Linked DNA regions of Mus musculus: region 1 is linked to region 2. The links are chromatin loops, found by intact Hi-C in ENCODE. Cell type or tissue: gastrocnemius. All regions are shown on one strand.

Region 1 (8,000 bases), 670 kb before region 2:
TTAATTTACATATGTAAGCCACATGCCATCAATATTCATAAAGGGTTATGTAGCTATGTAACATAAGCCAAACCAAGTACCATTGGCAGGAAATGGAGCATCAAGGTGGTGTACCATTCAAGCTGACCTTACAGGGTCTTCTGAAGCCACTGTCATGTTTCCTGGTGATCAGTTCCTATGAATACTAAGGACTGGCCTCAGGAAGTCACTCAGGCTGCTTTGTTCCTTGTTTTCCTCTATCACAGAGTTGGAAAGACAGAATGCTTGGTATCTAGCCCCCCCCCCCCCCAGTCACAAGTGTGGACCATATGGCTAGGTTCTATGTTGGGATCACTGGCAAAGGACCCCTAGAGAGCATTTATGAAATGAATGGGGTCTGTTTGCCCTGATTGGGCTTTTTGTTCTTTCTTTTGTGTACATAGAGGTGGTGCTCAAGGTTCAGAAAGCACCAGGGAACCAAGAACTCTGCAGCAAAAAACACCTTTATTTCCCAGTAGGAAGAAAAGAAAAGAGGCCTCCCTGCTCACTTCTTAGCTGAGCCCTTTACCCATTGTGAGTAGAAGGATGGACCCAAGAGTTTTGTGCATGTTCTGACCCCTGTCACCGGTGATTGTGACACTCTTTGGAGATGAGGTTCTTATTTACATAAGTTAAGAATCTGACCATGAGGTCTTTTTGGAGCATCCAGCCAAGGCCCAAGTTTCGGTTTCCTTATTTAGAGACAAAAGGGAAGTGGGTACCCTGACGATGGATTGCGAATGATGGTAAAGCAGAGAAGCAGCCACAAAGACCCAAGCCACAGGGAACCCAACCTGAGCTGGACAGGCAGAGAGTGTTCTCCAGGGTACCTCAGAGAGAGCACGAACCACACTGACACCCTGATGTTGGATGGCCAGCGTCTGGATCTGTGGTGTTTGAGAATTCCACACTTGGGATTCACTGGAAGAGTCTCACGAAACCACACTACTACATGGCTCCAAACGCGCTCCATTCCCATGTGGGATACTTGTGTGGCACCTCTGTTTCACCACCCATTTTCAAAGGACAGAGTCCCTTCTCCAGTCATGGGATAAACACACCAGCTCTGGTTTAGGAGAGACTGATACATCATTCCCGGGAAGACGGACTTTAGCTTTAGCTTCTGGTGGTCCACTGGCATCAGCCTATGTGGATGAAGACCTATCTTTCACAGGCCATGGGCCATCAGCATCTTTGCATCCCTACGGGAAGTAGAAGTTTAGAGTACTCACTCATGGGTCTCCTTTTCCGTTGTGGAGCAAGCAAATCTTCATGCCTGTCACTCAGAGCAACAGACCTAAGATGACAGTATTACAGATCAGAATAGTGCTGCTAATTCAGGTTTAACATCATTGCATTTCCAAATTAAACTCTATTTAAATGAGAAGGTTTGGCCTTCTCTCTAAGATAAGAATTCATAGGCACTGCTGTTATCACCAGCCAACCTTATTAGATGATTCAGAGCCAAGCACCAAGATAGCCGAGTGACATTATCATTCTAAAGACACCTTCTTTTTCTTCTTCTGTAAAGTTCACGGTAATTGTGATTACACATTCACACCACAGCACACTTCAGCTGGGTAAATAGCCTTGCCTTTAAATCGATTCCAAGGTGGGGGAGGGAGAAGGAAGAAAGCCCCAAGCTGAGTGCATTTCTTCAAACCTTAATCTATGTAGTAAGGTGTGTAGGCTGCTCTCATTTTTTCCTGTCCTCAGTTCTTCACTCTCTCAGTTAAATAATTTTCCTCCATAAATGCATGAAGTTTTAATTAGGGAGCATGTTAGTTGGGGGCTTTGTATGCAAATGATTAGATCACATTTCAATATTACTACGTTAATATTAATAATTAACATATCTCCCATTTCACCTTCTTATATGTATGTAATTTTTTTTTACTGTTTTACCACGAGGCAATTAATATTCTGCACACAGGAAATCAAGACAATATCAACCACCCACTCAGTTTGAAATGTCAATTTAGTATGCTAAAATGCCAAAGACTCACATTAGGAGGGTGAAGGCAAGCGTGGATGTAGCCCATGGAGCAAACAGTATCATCAAGAGACTGAGTAGCTCATCGACGTCAATCTGTTTCACGGCCCCTTTAGATGGTCCCTTGGCTGGCTTTGAACTCATGGAAATAACAGAGATGGTAGTAGCACTGCCATTCACTGACAAGTGCTGTCTGCTTGGCCCTGAGACTTCTGAGAACAATCAGTGTGTAAAACAAAATATTCCTGAGTCCATTCTCCCAATGTCTGGAAACTGCTCTGCTCTGAACCCCATAGAGAGTGCTGCACAGAAGGAAGTTTAAGTTGGAAGGAGCTTAAATCAGCCAGCAAGGTGGATTCTGGCACTTGCTCCAAACCTTAGATTGTGAGCTCAATTCAACAGCACGACCAACACAGAATGGGATAGACAGAGTGGATCTGAAATAGAGAGAACGCAGCAGCATGCATCACATGGCTTGTCCCTGTCACATGACTTCTGGTAGCATCAGGTTTTACCTACTGAACCTTCTCATCATTATGATGATGATGGGAAATTTTCCATTATGTATGGAAATTTTGCTGCTGTAGAGATGGAGACTAGCTCCTTCTACGCAATACAGTGTAGTCTGCTGAGCTGAGTAAGGGTCGCTGACTGCCTAGACTGAAAGATGTTGAAGAAGGCAGGGATGGGGATAAGAAATTACATCAATTGCTTGGTGTTTTTGTTTTTTGTTTTTGTTTTTGTTTGGTTTTTTGTTTGTTTGTTTTTTAGAGACAGGGTTTCTCTGTATAGCTCTGGCTGTCCTGGAACTCACTCTGTAGACCAAGCTGGCCTCGAACTCAGAAATCCTCCTGCCTCTGCCTCCCAAGTGCTGGGATTAAAGGCATGCACCACCACTACATCTGTAATGGGATCCAAATTCCCTCTTCTGGTGTGTCTGAAGACGGCTACAGTATACTCACATACATTAAATAAGTAAATCTTAAAAAAAAAAATGGCTTCAAAGTTACTTTCTATGTAAAAGAAACGGAGAAGTCTTTGTTCAGTGGCATGCTGGCCAGGTGAACTGCACTCCTTCTGATCCACTCTTCTGACTCTCCCATATTTGGACAACGGGTCTGTTTCAAAGTTTGGTTCCATATGTCACTCAGCACCAGGGAGTCTACTATGTCCTGGTTTGTTCTACTGGGAACCAGAGCATGACTGTAGTCTACAGCTGTGACCTTCCAAAAACGCTGCTTAATAGTACTTTAAATATTTATTTATTTATTTATTTATTTATTTATTGTGTCTGCCTGAGTGTGTGCATGTATACTACATATGTGTAGTACGGGAACCCATGGAAGTCAGAAGAGGGCATCTGATCCCTGGAACTGGGGTTACATATAGTTATAAGCAAAAATGTGGGTGCTGGGAAAGTATCCAGGTGCTCTGCAAGAGTGGCGGTGATTTTAACCTGTGAGCCGTCCCTCTAGTACTGCACTAATGCTTTTCATTTCCTAAACTCTTTGTAGACTCATCTTGTACATTTAAGTTTGGGTTTTCTATGGGTTTTACTTGTATTTTGTGCCTCTATAGGTCTTGGCTCATAAGACAATAAATCCTATGATGACAGGAATATTTTTTCTTTTTCTTTTTTTTGTAGCTAAGATGGAGTTTAGCACATTGTAAACCTTAGCAAATATTTCTGAATTTGAATCCACTAGTGGGTGAGTGATGACACTAATCATATCTGAAAGTTGACCTGAAGTATGAATTGTGACTTGTGTATGAAAGACAGTTTGAACTGTGGGTCCTGACAAACTTGGGCTCAAATATGTCACCATGTACCACCTTTTCAATATATTCCATATGTTCCTGTCCATGCAGATTCCTTTGGATAGAGAGGTCACTTCTCTACCCTGCTTCTCTTCATCCTCCTCCTCCTCATCTTTTTCTCATTCTACTTCTTTATGCAAAAAAATATGTATTTATTCATGTGTCTGAGTGTATACACGCATGTGCACTATGCCTGCACATGTGTATTGGATATATGTGCACTAGTGTGAATGTCTGTGCCTCCATGGAGGCCAAAAGAGAGTGGCAAATTCCTCAGAGATGGGAGTTGGACAGTCCTTTACAGTGAAACTATCTGACTGCATGCTGGGATCTAAACCCTGGACCTCACGGCTGAGCAGCAAGTCCTTAGCCACCGATCCTTCACTCTAGTCTTCTGTGCCACTTCTTCAATGACGTAATCATCTTCTTCCTTCAAAACTCAGTCATCAATAAAACAAGATACACACCAAGAAAATTGTGTTACAGAAGACTATTTAATTTTCACGGGGCGATAGTTCTAGTAGAGCATCAACCGAAAAGACAATTTATAGGTCCATTTTGAATCGAAACAAAACAAAACTATAGTGTATCTATTGCTCCATGATTCTTGCAAGGCAATAAATAGGACTTAATGACTTTTCATATATTAAGTCATGGTGAACTGTGCTTGCCAAGGTGAGGGGACATTCAATGTATGCCACCTCTGTGTAGTTCCCTTTCCACTGTCGAAACACCAGGGCAGGATACCCACTAGATGGTCTGGCTCTCCTTACCCGGGAACACTAATCCATTGGGGTGATTTCAAGGACCCCTGAAAACCAAGGGGAACAGCACTTTAAGGATGTAATTTCCCAGGTGGGCACAAGGGGGAGCAAGATCTCAGAAGCAGTTTGGTAGGCAACCCCAATTGATTGCAGCCCTGTTCTCATTTTGGTTTTGTAGGTCTTAAAAAAAAAAAAAAAAAAAAAAAAAAAAAAAAAAAAAAATCCCGAATGCCAAGATCGCAGTAAATGACTGCAAGGCCAGCAAAGGACAGGACAAGGGAGCACGGCCTAATGAAGCACAACAAAGGCTCAGAAGTTGACCGTAAAATGGGGACCTGTGAGCTCTTGACAGTTTAAACTCAGTCATAAAGACGGTCGATGTGCTTTAGAAAGAGAACACAGACAACTGAACACAAAGCAAGTCACAGATAAAAATGAGAATACAAATGGCAGCAAAATTACAGATATGAATCAAATTCTAGAACTGAAAGATAAAATAATTGACCTGAAAAATTCACTAGAGTAATTTGGCAAAAGGCTCTATCATAGGGACACTGAATGTACAGCGAAGATAAAGAAGACTTGATTAGATAAAATAGTAATAATAATAATAATAATAATAATAATAATAATGGGTCGGTAAATTTGAACATTTTGTTTGAGACCATCAAGTTTTGGGGTGCAGAAAGAGAACAGGAATGAAGAAGGGCAGGCATCTGCAGGCTGCGCTCCTCCATGCATCAAAGGCTTTTTAAATTTTAGGCTTTATATCACAAATAACTGGGCTAGTGCACGTGTTATGAAAGTGTAAGGAGAAAGGGGGAAGGAGGGAACTTACTTGAGAATATGATGGCAGCCAACTTCTCATATTTGAAGGAAGAAATGAACATGCAGGATTGGAGGTAAGTAAACTCAGTTGTAGGATTAGCACCCCCTTGGGGGTGGGGGGCAGGCAGAGAGACAGAGAGAAGGAAGCAGGTAATAAAATATTCACATTTTAGACACAAGAAGAACTCCAGCTATGGTGAAGCCAAAGAACAGTCCTGTGCAAGTTCAGGTAGCCGTCTGAAACCAGTAAGGAGCAGCCAAAGATTAGCTACCAGCACACTGGAGGAAATTTCCTATCAGAGTCCCCTGTGGAAACCTTGTAGGCCAGCAGGGGGCGGAGTGATGAATTCAAACTGCTAAAAGAAAAAGGTCAAACAATATTGTAGTTGTCAGAATTGTCCTTCTGCAACAAAGAGGAGATGGAGGCTTGCCCAGATGAGAAGCTGCTGGAGTTCATTAACAGGAAACTTCTATACAAAATGTTAAATGGGGGTTGGGGGGGAAGAGGGGAGAAAAAGAGAGAGGGGAAGGGGGAGGGAAAGGAGGAGAGGGAAAGGGAAAGGGAGAGAGAGGGGGGAGAGGGAGAGAGAAAGAGAGACAGAGAGAGAGTAAAGGAGAGAGAGAGGGAAGAAGGAGAGAGACAGAGAGAGAGGGAGAGGGAGGGAGGGAGGGAGAGAGAGAGAAAAGAGAGAGACAGAGAGAGGGAAGGAGAGAGACAGAGAGAGGGAGAAGTGTTTTCCTCATTGGTCTTGGTCAATTTGACATAAACCTAGACATAGCTGAGAAGAGAGTCTTCTCTGAGGAGATGCCTCCACAAGGTTGGCCTTTGGCAAACCCAAAGTTGTATAAGAAAGCAGGCTGAGCAAACTATGAAGAACAAGCCAGTAAGCAGTACTGCCCCATGGCCTCTGCTTTAGGTCCCGCCCTGGACTTCCTTCTATAACGGGCCGTGATATGGAAGTGGATAAAGGAGTGAAGCTCACTGAGTTGCTTTCAATCATGGTATTTGACTACAGTGATAGAAACCCTAACTGAGATAGCTGTCGGGAGTGAACGCTTATGGTGGTGGGATGTTTGAGTCAATATGAAAAACCCTGGCTCCATTAAAAAAGAAAAGGAGTCCTTCAGGTTGGAACAGGAGGGTGCAGAAAGAAGCACAAAGTCTTATACAAAAATACTTATATGAGCAAATATGGCAACCTGTATTTTAACTTGAGTCTATAGAATATAAGTGTGAAAAAATAACCCTACAAATCTCGTAATGGGTACAAAATACTTATAAACATTAAAAACATGAGATACAAACAGAGCAGAGAGTTTGTATTTGGTTGAAATTAGGTGATTGTCATTTTTAAGTTCTATGTGTAACTGTATTGTTACTTAGTAGAATGCTACAACTTTGTTTCATGTGATTGGAGTGTCACACAAAAGAAACTATTTACACGTGCACACAAAGCGAAATGAAATACTGATCATGCCCTGTCAATCAAAATCCCCAAACTGGAAAATAATGAACTACAAACAAAATCCTGGGAGGAGGAAGAGAGGCAAAAAGTGTGACACATTAAAAAAAACAAAAACAAAAACAAAAACAAAATCCCTGAAATGAGTAGAATACTCCTTCCCCGTCTATGATTCTATTTTTGATTTTTGAAGACTTATTTATTTTATAGGTATGAGTATTTAGCTTGAACCAAGGGGGTATCTGGTACCCTCAGAGGCCTGAAGAGGGCAGCTCACCTAGAACGGGAGTTAATGATTGTTGTGAGCATGTAGGTGCTGGGAATAGATGCTGGGCCCTCTGAAAAGGCAACTTAACTACAGAACTGTCTGTCTAGCCTCACTGATAACTGTTTCATATAAGTGGATTTATTTCCCAATCAGAAGGTGCAGTGCCATTGAATGAATAAAAACATAGGCTACAACTATTTACCCTTGTCGAGTTTGGTTTCCATTGCTGTTAATAGAACATGGACCAAAATGAGTTTATGGGAGTCAACGGTCTATGTCTGCCTATACTTCTGGGTTATGGTCCAGTGCCAAGGGAAAGGAGAGCAGAAACCAAAGCAATGCTCCTTATTGCTCACTCTCCAACTTGCTCTTTGCCAGCTTTCTTATACAGTGGAGGGCCACCCGCCTAGGGATTGTGCCACCCACAGTGGACTGGCTCACTTACATCAATCAACACGGTTCCTCACAGACCCAACCATAGAGCAATTTGATTGAGGGACTTCTTCAGTTGAGGATCGCCCTGTCCTAGGTAACTCTAGGTTGTGTCAATTTGATAATAAAACTAAAACATGTTAAAAATAAAACACGTCCCAGAGAGTTGTTTTAGAACTACAGGTACACAGGGGAGTAGAGAAATGGAAAGTAACACTCTATGCTCATATCGGACAGAAGAGCAAAATGCCTATGCTAAGAATACACACCCAACCAGAGCATGAGTAGAATGTTTTAAGATGCAAAGAAGGATCCATGTAATCATAAAAAGGTCAGCTCATGAGAAGGTGCAGGAACCATATACCTAACTTCAAAGTGCCTACATATGTGGAAGAATTTTTGGCAGGGTCAGAGAG
Region 2 (8,000 bases):
ATTCTCTCTCTTGGAAGCAGTTGTATTTTTAGACATCCCTCATTTGATTTCCCCATCCTCCATTCCTTAACCAAGGCAGGACTCGCGCCAGGCAGCCAGTTGCAAAGGCAGACAGATCCACTGCTAAGTTTGTTTTCCTTCCTTTGGTCTAAGGAAAGCTTGGGGGGGGGGGGCTTTTCTGTGTCACCTGACCTCTGTCAGTATTCTGTGTCAGATCGTGATATGCTGAAAAGGAGTTCGTCTTTCAAGAGAGCTGGAAGAATAATAAACTAGGGAATAATTAGAAGCTATTAAACTAATTTTAAACATCTTCTGTAAACCTTGTTAAAATCTATTCCAACTTTTCTTATATTCTGCTGGATGTAAAGCTGGCTTGCAGAAGAGGAATGCAGAAAGGTGCCTCTTTCATGACATCCAGCTCCCGGGGGGCATCTCTCTTCAGAGAGCCACCCTGGCTGCTGAAGCTGGCTTTGTTTCTAAAATGCCTAGACCTTAAAGTCTCTTGAAGCCAATCTAGACTTCAAGACTATTAAAGACCTGGAGCCTACAGTTCAACTAAAGCAGCAAATTTTATGTTGCGACATACAATAAGTATAAACATGTGGGGCGAGTATATTTGGTGTTTATACTTACTCTCCTGTGTATTTGTACGTACTCTCCTGTATCTCCAAATATACTTCTCCGGTATATTTGGTGTTTATACTTACTGGTAGAGGACCTTTTAAAAACCAGATTTTAAAGGTTTGCAGATGTGGTCTCACTGTTGACACCTCCCTAAAACATTTAGGATTTCTTTACTGAATTCCAACCAAGTTCCAAAGAGATATTGTTCTTTGCAAACAATAAAAAACCTGACTGCCATTTGCTTGCCCATGTGGAGAAAAGATCATAACCAGATTGATATACCAGAAGGAATCAAGGGTCATAGCTCCTCACTTAAGCACCAATTAAAAGCGAAATTCTACCCAAATAACTTACATTTTCAAATCTATTCTACTACATGGACTGCCTTGCAAAGTGTGTGTGTGTGTGTGTGTGTGTGTGTGTGTCCAAAGGCCTGTGATGGTCATCTTTAAGAGCAACATAATGCCCTTAATTTTTAGCATCTCTGTTATAGAAGGGAACATAGAGAATGCACTCTGAAGACCCAGCAGGACTGGACTTTTAACATTTGATAGATAACCACATATGGGCATCAGTTCTTATTCCTGCTTAAACTGTATAGTCAACAACCCAAAGAGCTCCCCAGAGCTAAGCCATGGTTGCTGCCTCCTCTCTCTCACCCCACCCCTCACCCCCACCCCTAAAATGACCTCCTGAGAAAGGATGGAGAAAACAGCTTTTCTTTGTGGAAATGCCTTCCTATAAATCATCATTATGAGGACTGCTTTACCTAGGTAATTGCCTATTCATTTGAATACTTGGGTTCTGTAGAATACTGTTGGTATATTAATCAAGGGTCAGAAAGCTACTGTGGTCGAATTTTCTAATATTGTCATTTTCCCACACAAGAGAAAGGTCTTTCTTGGGGAGAGTCCAGAGGACTTCTCATATCCCCTGATGAAATCTAGCACAAGATACCTTTAAAGGGAGTTCCTCCAGGGGAGGAGAGAAAGCCAGAGGAAGAGCTGGGTTACATAACAATTACCTAAAAGGAAATATTCCATACCAAGAAGCTGTCCAGATGTTGCAAAGTTGAGATGAGAGGATCGGGAGAAGCCCCTGCGTGCCTAGTGGTCCAGGATTTGAGTAGCCGCGAGGCAACTTTGTGGAAAGATCTGTTGCTGGTATTGAAGTAATATCTCTTAGATTTTCTGGGCGATGAACAGTGTCAGTCATCTGAAGTCAGCCACCCTGTCCGTGCGTGTGTGGCGTTTCGCTCTCATCCTGGGAACTAAATTCCTTTCTTTTTATACAGTAGTAACTTTCAAGAACTGTTTGGTGACTTTGGGCCCCACTTGGGCAAATGTCCTGGCTCAGAGGCCTGGTACACCAGAGGCCCCTGCTTTGGGAAACTTTTCCATTGCAGTGAGAGGCAGGGGTAGGGTATGGGGAAAGGCTCTGACCAAGAAAGTCCTCAAACATTACTTTTGAGTCTCCACATCCACAGGATTTACAAGTATGTCAGGGCTCCCACTGGCTGCCAGCCAGGAAGCTTTCAGATAGAGGGTCTTGGAACATGTGGGGGATGGGATGGGGAGAGAGGAAAGTTTTTCTCAAACTGGTTCAAACCACCGTTTCTTTCCATCGCACAAACTGGTCTTTGATTTGTGTACACAGCTTTGGGGTGGGGGTGGAGACACACCTGGAGTTCCATCCAGGGGCAGGGGCAATCCTGGCACGTGGGCGGTTTCCGGCAGCCAAGCCCAGCACCCTCTGACTGTGTTCCTCTACTTTGCGCAGGAGGAGGTGACCAAGCAGCTAGTGGGCAGCTGGCGCTCCCCCCACACAAGCTTCAGCCGCAGCAGCCCTACGGGCTAGCCTTGCATTCCACCAGTTCACCATGATCGCCACCGGTGGCCTACTGAGAATATCTGCGAGAAAGCAGGATCCTCTCCGGCCCCCCAGCCAGGTCCCTAAGCGCAAGAGGAAAGCCAAGAAGAGGCGTAAAAACGACGTGGTGGTGGTGAAAGGCAAACTGAAGCTGTGCTCCATCTCGGGGCTCATTGCCCTTTGTGGGATCCTAGTGCTATTGGTGGGCATAGCCATGGCCGTGGTGGGCTACTGGCCAAAAGCCAACGCCGCCAACAGAGGTGGGAGCAAGCAGTTACTGCCTGTGGGCAGTAGCCATCGCATTGGGGCCATCAGCAACAGCAGCAATGGCAACAAAAACCCAGCCAAGAGCCACTCTGGGACCCCAGGGGGTGCCAACTCCAGTTCTGTGGGCGGGCCCTGGAGTCCGCCTCCTGCAAGATCTGCAGCCACCTCCTCTTCCTCTTCCTCTTCCTCTTCCTCTTCCTCCTCCACGTCGGTGGGCTTCTTCTTCCGAATCTTCTCAGGCTACTTGCACTCAGACAAGCTAAAGGTCTTCGGGCCCCTCATCATGGGTATAGGCATCTTCCTCTTCATTTGCGCCAACGCGGTGCTCCATGAGAACAGGGACAAAAAAACTAAGATCATCAACCTGCGGGACCTCTATTCCACTGTCATCGACGTGCACAGTCTCCGCGCCAAAGATCTGGCAGCAGCTGCTGCTGCGGCCGCCGCGGCTGCGGCTTCCTCCTCCGCGGCTGCCCCCGGCTCCGCGTCCCACGGGGCAGCGCCGCTCAATGGCTTTCTCAGCTACGTGCAATCTCGAGGCCTGGAGCTGAAGCCAGGCAGCTGCGCGGGCTCTGCGGACGCCTTTGGGGCTGCTGCAATGCTGGCCAGGGGTTCATGGCCCCACCCCACTGGGCTGGACGGAGGCAGCGGTGAGACTCAGGAGGCAGGGTCCCCGCCGGACCTGGCTTCATCTCCGCGCTGTCCACGGGAGCCCCCAAGTCTGACAGAGGCCGTGTACAGCATCTACCGCGAGCGCTCCAGTAGGGCTGGCCATCGCCGGACCACAGTTGCCGCGGTGGCTGCGGCCACTGCCACTGTCACCGCGGCTGCCAGCGGCGGCAGCAGCCCGGCGCCCTGCAGCCCAACCGGGAGTTGGGGGCGCCAGAGCACCACCAGCTCCCTCGTGGGCTCCTCGCTGAGCGCCTTCGCCCTGTTGCCCTTGCAAGGGGATCGGGACAGAGACGGGGACTCGGAGGGCGCAAGCTGCAGCTGGCATAGACCTCCCGGGGAACGCGGCTCCCGGGATCTCCCCAGGGGAGAACTGGACCTGAGCCTGACCGACCTCCGGGGAGCCGAGGGAGGAGCGCGCTGGGCTTCCTGCGAGCCCGGGGAGCCCGAGGGCGCGAAGACAGCACGCACCGCCAGGGGGCAGGGCGGCCGCTTGCCCAGGACCCGCAGGTACGCGGCCTGGCGGCGCCGCAGCACCAGTGGGCTCCCGGACTATCGGGCTCCACCGTCGCCCGAGCCCCCACCCTCCTCGAGCGCAGAGAACCTGGACTCAGGCCCCTCTGCTACAGCCGCCACGCCCTCGCTCCCTCTGCGCCCCGAGGAGGACTCGCCCCGCGTCCGGCGGGATTCCCACAGTTCTCAGTCGGATGACCAGTCCAGCAGCAATAAGGGCTACACCCCCCTGAGGGAGGCTGACACCTCTGTAGAGTCGGTCGTGGATGTGGTGGCCAAGAAAAGGCTAGACTGTGAGGATGTTACAGATCCCAGTACTGAGCACAGCTCCCCCGAGGGTCCCAGTCCAGGGCCAACTAGGGCGGAGCCTCTGTCTGTGCAGAGGCAGTTTACAAACAAGGAGAAACTCTTCCTCATTTCCAGGTCTCACACCCCAGGAGTAGAAGACCCCGAATTGAAAAAGTCTTCCAACTAGGGAGGGCGGGACAGGGAAAGGAGACACGCTGGTAGAGTCCCACTGGACTCTGCATTAAAAGCCCCACCCACCCACCCTACCCCGATTCCCCTGTGGACAGGTCCGAGGAAACCATTCAATATCCAAAGAGCTGCAGAATATTATCCTTGAATTACGTTCACAAGCTTCCTGTAGATAACTCAAGCAATTTTTTTTAAAGAAACAAAGTCGTCTTTTTACGTCCGATGGTGATTGTACGTTCGATGAAAACCAAATGTATTAAAAGATCACAATCTAGTTCATTAGATGAAACTCTCTTAATTTTCTTAGGATCAAAATAATATATTTTTGACAGTAACTCTGTACTTTACTCCTATTTTTCTTTGTCCAGCCCCGCCCAGCTTCCCTCGCTCCTGGACTCTGCTGCTGACTTCATCCGTAGCTGCTTGTAAAGGAATAACAAGCTTTTTATTTCTGCCCTCTTGCAGAGTCTAGAAGAGTTTGTGTCAATTCTCTTAGAATTGAACTTTCTAGGTGGAGTCAAAGCCCCAAAGCATGAGTATTCGGGAACGAGGGCCCCCTTGCCTCACCCCACGCTTATCTACAGCTGTCCAAAGGATTCTATTTTTTAAAAGGGATATTTGAATTTTGCTACCAGGGTATGTGAAGACCAGAGGGCGCCAGCAACTACACTGGATTGTGACATTCTTAAACTCACAAGACCAAGTACACCATGCATTACTGAGTATTATCACACTTGTATGGAAAATAACATTAATATTTAAAGTCTTTTTTTAATAAAAAGTTCCCAAACAGTTAAACATAATATCGCCTCATTTTGCTTGAGCTCTCGTGGTTCTAGAGCACAGGAAGCCCCTAACAATTTCTCTCCTAAATCCAAAATATAATATTTGCCTGTTCAGACTGTAGTCACCTTCTCCCAGAGTGACAGAGGGTCGTCTGTGAAGGTGTGAGTGAGCCAGCCAACCCATTTCCAGTATGTTTTTAACTTGAAGACAGAGGCAAGCATGTGACCCCTGTGTATTTCTTTGAATAAGTAGTATATTTTTTTCTATAATACTTGTAGTTAACCTGAAGTTTAAATTACAGGGATGCCAGGCTTAAAAACTCCCTTCCCACCCATGAATGTTTCTCTATTTGATTTTGATTTGGGGTCCATGTTCCTGCATCTCTGGCTGACATAAGCCACACAGTCATGCTATAATAATTCTGAAATAGTTCACAATCTGTCAGCTAGCCAGTTTTCAAGGCCAGAAAACAAAACAATTTACAGTACTGCTCCTTCTTCTTTGGAGTGTGACCTGCGACTTCATGGCCTAAGACATAACCACTGCTTTTAAAGAAAACCTGGTGACAGATGTGCTCGTATGGCTCCTCGCGCCATGCTGCAGAAGGTACATGGATTTGGGATAGAAGGATCTCATGGCATTTGCTAGCTGTGGAACTCTTAAGGGCAGACAAACAGACCTCTGCCCTCAGATCTGTAAGATGAGGTTAACAAGAGCCACAAAGCTCTAAAGGAAGCTACTACACAGCTGAGAGGGAGAGCAGAAGCCAGGCTTAGAGCACAGTCTCTAGTGGAATTTCTGAAGAGATACAATTTATCCCAGGGGCTATTGTCATTATGTCTACCCTTGTGATGTATCTTCTGCCCGCTGCAGCAGAAGGCCAGGCCCCACCCAGGGGCTTCTGCAATCTGGGGTGGTTATTCATTATCTGCAGAAACACAGACAAATCTCTTAATCCTTTTGGGCCTCTGGTGAACGATGTAATCTTTGTGATCCCCTTCAGCTCTAAGAGCTTAACTTAAATTCAGGGTATTGGGTTTATGCTGGATACAATCTTATATTTGTACACACAACTTAGCAAAAGATATGCTCCATAAACTTCCATATAACTTTCTGTAATGAAATTTAAATGGACCTAATGTTTCCTCAAACTATACACACTAAGCTAATAACTTGAGTCTCTGGATTAATTTATTGAGCTTTTCTATAAAGCAAAAGTGAGTTTCTAACAGATGAGAGAGACAAACAAGTACAACACCCCTCCCCCATCATTGTATCTTCATTCATTCTACTGTTAGAGAGTATGTTATTTAAAAGTTAACCAAAAAAAAAAAAAAAAAAAAAAAAAAAAAAAGGCCTGGATATTTTTCAGTGCTGTTTCCAGTCCCCAGAACATATAACAAATTATAAAGTTATTCTCTCTTAGCTTAACTAAGGAGGGATGGGCAGAATAAAAAATTCCCCTGCAAACCAGAAAATTCAGCCTAAATGACTGACTGACTGCAGTTACTCATACTGATGGGTTAATTATTTGGATCATTTTACATAAACACTAATTGCCCATGTTAATTTCATATAGAGGCCTCCTGAAGTTAAATCCTTAAGCAACCTAACCTAGCTCAATATCAAGTGCTACTCTGTATGTCCTGTGGTGATTCACAGCCTTAACAACTATAGAGAACAAATCTGCAATAGCCATGCTAATTTTTTCTTACTATTTACTGAGGTCCATGTATTTATCTCCCAGCTTCATATATAAGATCAATGAACCTGCGTGGCAGCTCTACTTCCTGACCACAGAGAAACAGCCTGAAGTCAAAGGATGGAGGGCTTGCCCAGGGCTTTAGATATGGTCAGTTGTAAAGGTTTTACAAAGATTTACAAAGATTTAGACCTGCTGGTGAATGATGGGATGTGATTAGAAATTCTGGAGACTATTTCAATCTTTTTTTTTCTTTCTTTACTTCCTATTAGATGTCCTTGCAGGGCCACTCATACAGATGTGCAGAGAAATGCTAGGATCCAGTCAGATAGAAAACCAATGCTTGTGTTTGAATGCAGCAAATGGCATAGGTATGCATTTATGTAAGTTTTCAGAGATCTCTGGACCCAATCAGTAAGGATACTTGGACTTTCCAGACCATAGAATTCCCCACCTTTTATGTATAATAAACACAGCTTTGGAGATTTAGAAAGACCACATCAACCTGTTCAGGGCAGAGCAGCAATGGTGGGAGAAAGGTGCTGAGCTGTTTGCAGTGACAGCAGGTTTGTTCCCTCTTCCTTTGAACTTCTGCCCTGTACTGAGTGAGGGGGTCTCCATTGAACTGCTCAGACTCTCCTCTCAGTCTCTCTTGCTATACAGTAGGAATTAAAGCGGGACCTACCTCACAGAGACCAGGTACTGACAAAATGGCTTAATCTACCTAGGAAGTGCTCGTATCAGGTTTGGCACATGGGCAGTGCTATGAACACTTCATTAGTTTCATTTCCAACGATATCAATGCTATGTACACTTATTTCATATGGGCTTCTTTTTTTTTTCTCTCCCAGAATAATTTTAGGTTTTAAAAAAAATCCAATGTGTAATCAGTAGAGTACAGTGGCCCAAAGTGTGACTTCCAGGTCTTACATAACACTGCCTGGGTTTCTCAGTCTGTTAAATAGCAATAATAATAGCATTTGACTCATAGGATTAATTATTCAAGGGAGGGCTAAATAAACTAATATACTTAAAGGACTTAGAACAATTCTTGGCACACAAAAATTTCAGTAAATGTTAAGAACTGTTATAT

What was found. A loop is a pair of places that touch in the nucleus more often than their neighbours do. Peaks named below come from ENCODE experiments on the same cell type or tissue, not always from the same donor. Only the 100,000 strongest peaks of a DNase experiment are listed, where the experiment ranks them.
Region 1: it touches region 2 in a loop (4-fold over the local background); 17 of 42 quality-filtered maps call a loop at or near these places.

The regions. Positions count from the first base shown.
Region 1 is chr17:68,172,278-68,180,277 of GRCm38, forward strand. No RefSeq gene overlaps it. Among named protein-coding and RNA genes, the nearest start is that of Gm36312, 11 kb to the right of the region's middle. In gastrocnemius, CTCF peaks have their summits at 4,678 (motif pointing right) and 5,742 (motif pointing right); DNase peaks (open chromatin) are centred at 4,680 and 5,749.
Region 2 is chr17:68,837,921-68,845,920 of GRCm38, forward strand. It overlaps Tmem200c (transmembrane protein 200C), which reads left to right. Exons shown (of 2, transcript NM_001206661.1): 2 at 2,404-5,218. The coding sequence starts at 2,504. The coding sequence ends at 4,417. Among named protein-coding and RNA genes, the nearest start is that of Tmem200c, 4.8 kb to the left of the region's middle. In gastrocnemius, a CTCF peak has its summit at 3,905 (motif pointing right); DNase peaks (open chromatin) are centred at 420, 2,169, 2,497, 2,785 and 2 more places; H3K4me3 peaks cover 2,199 bases; H3K27ac peaks cover 1,173 bases.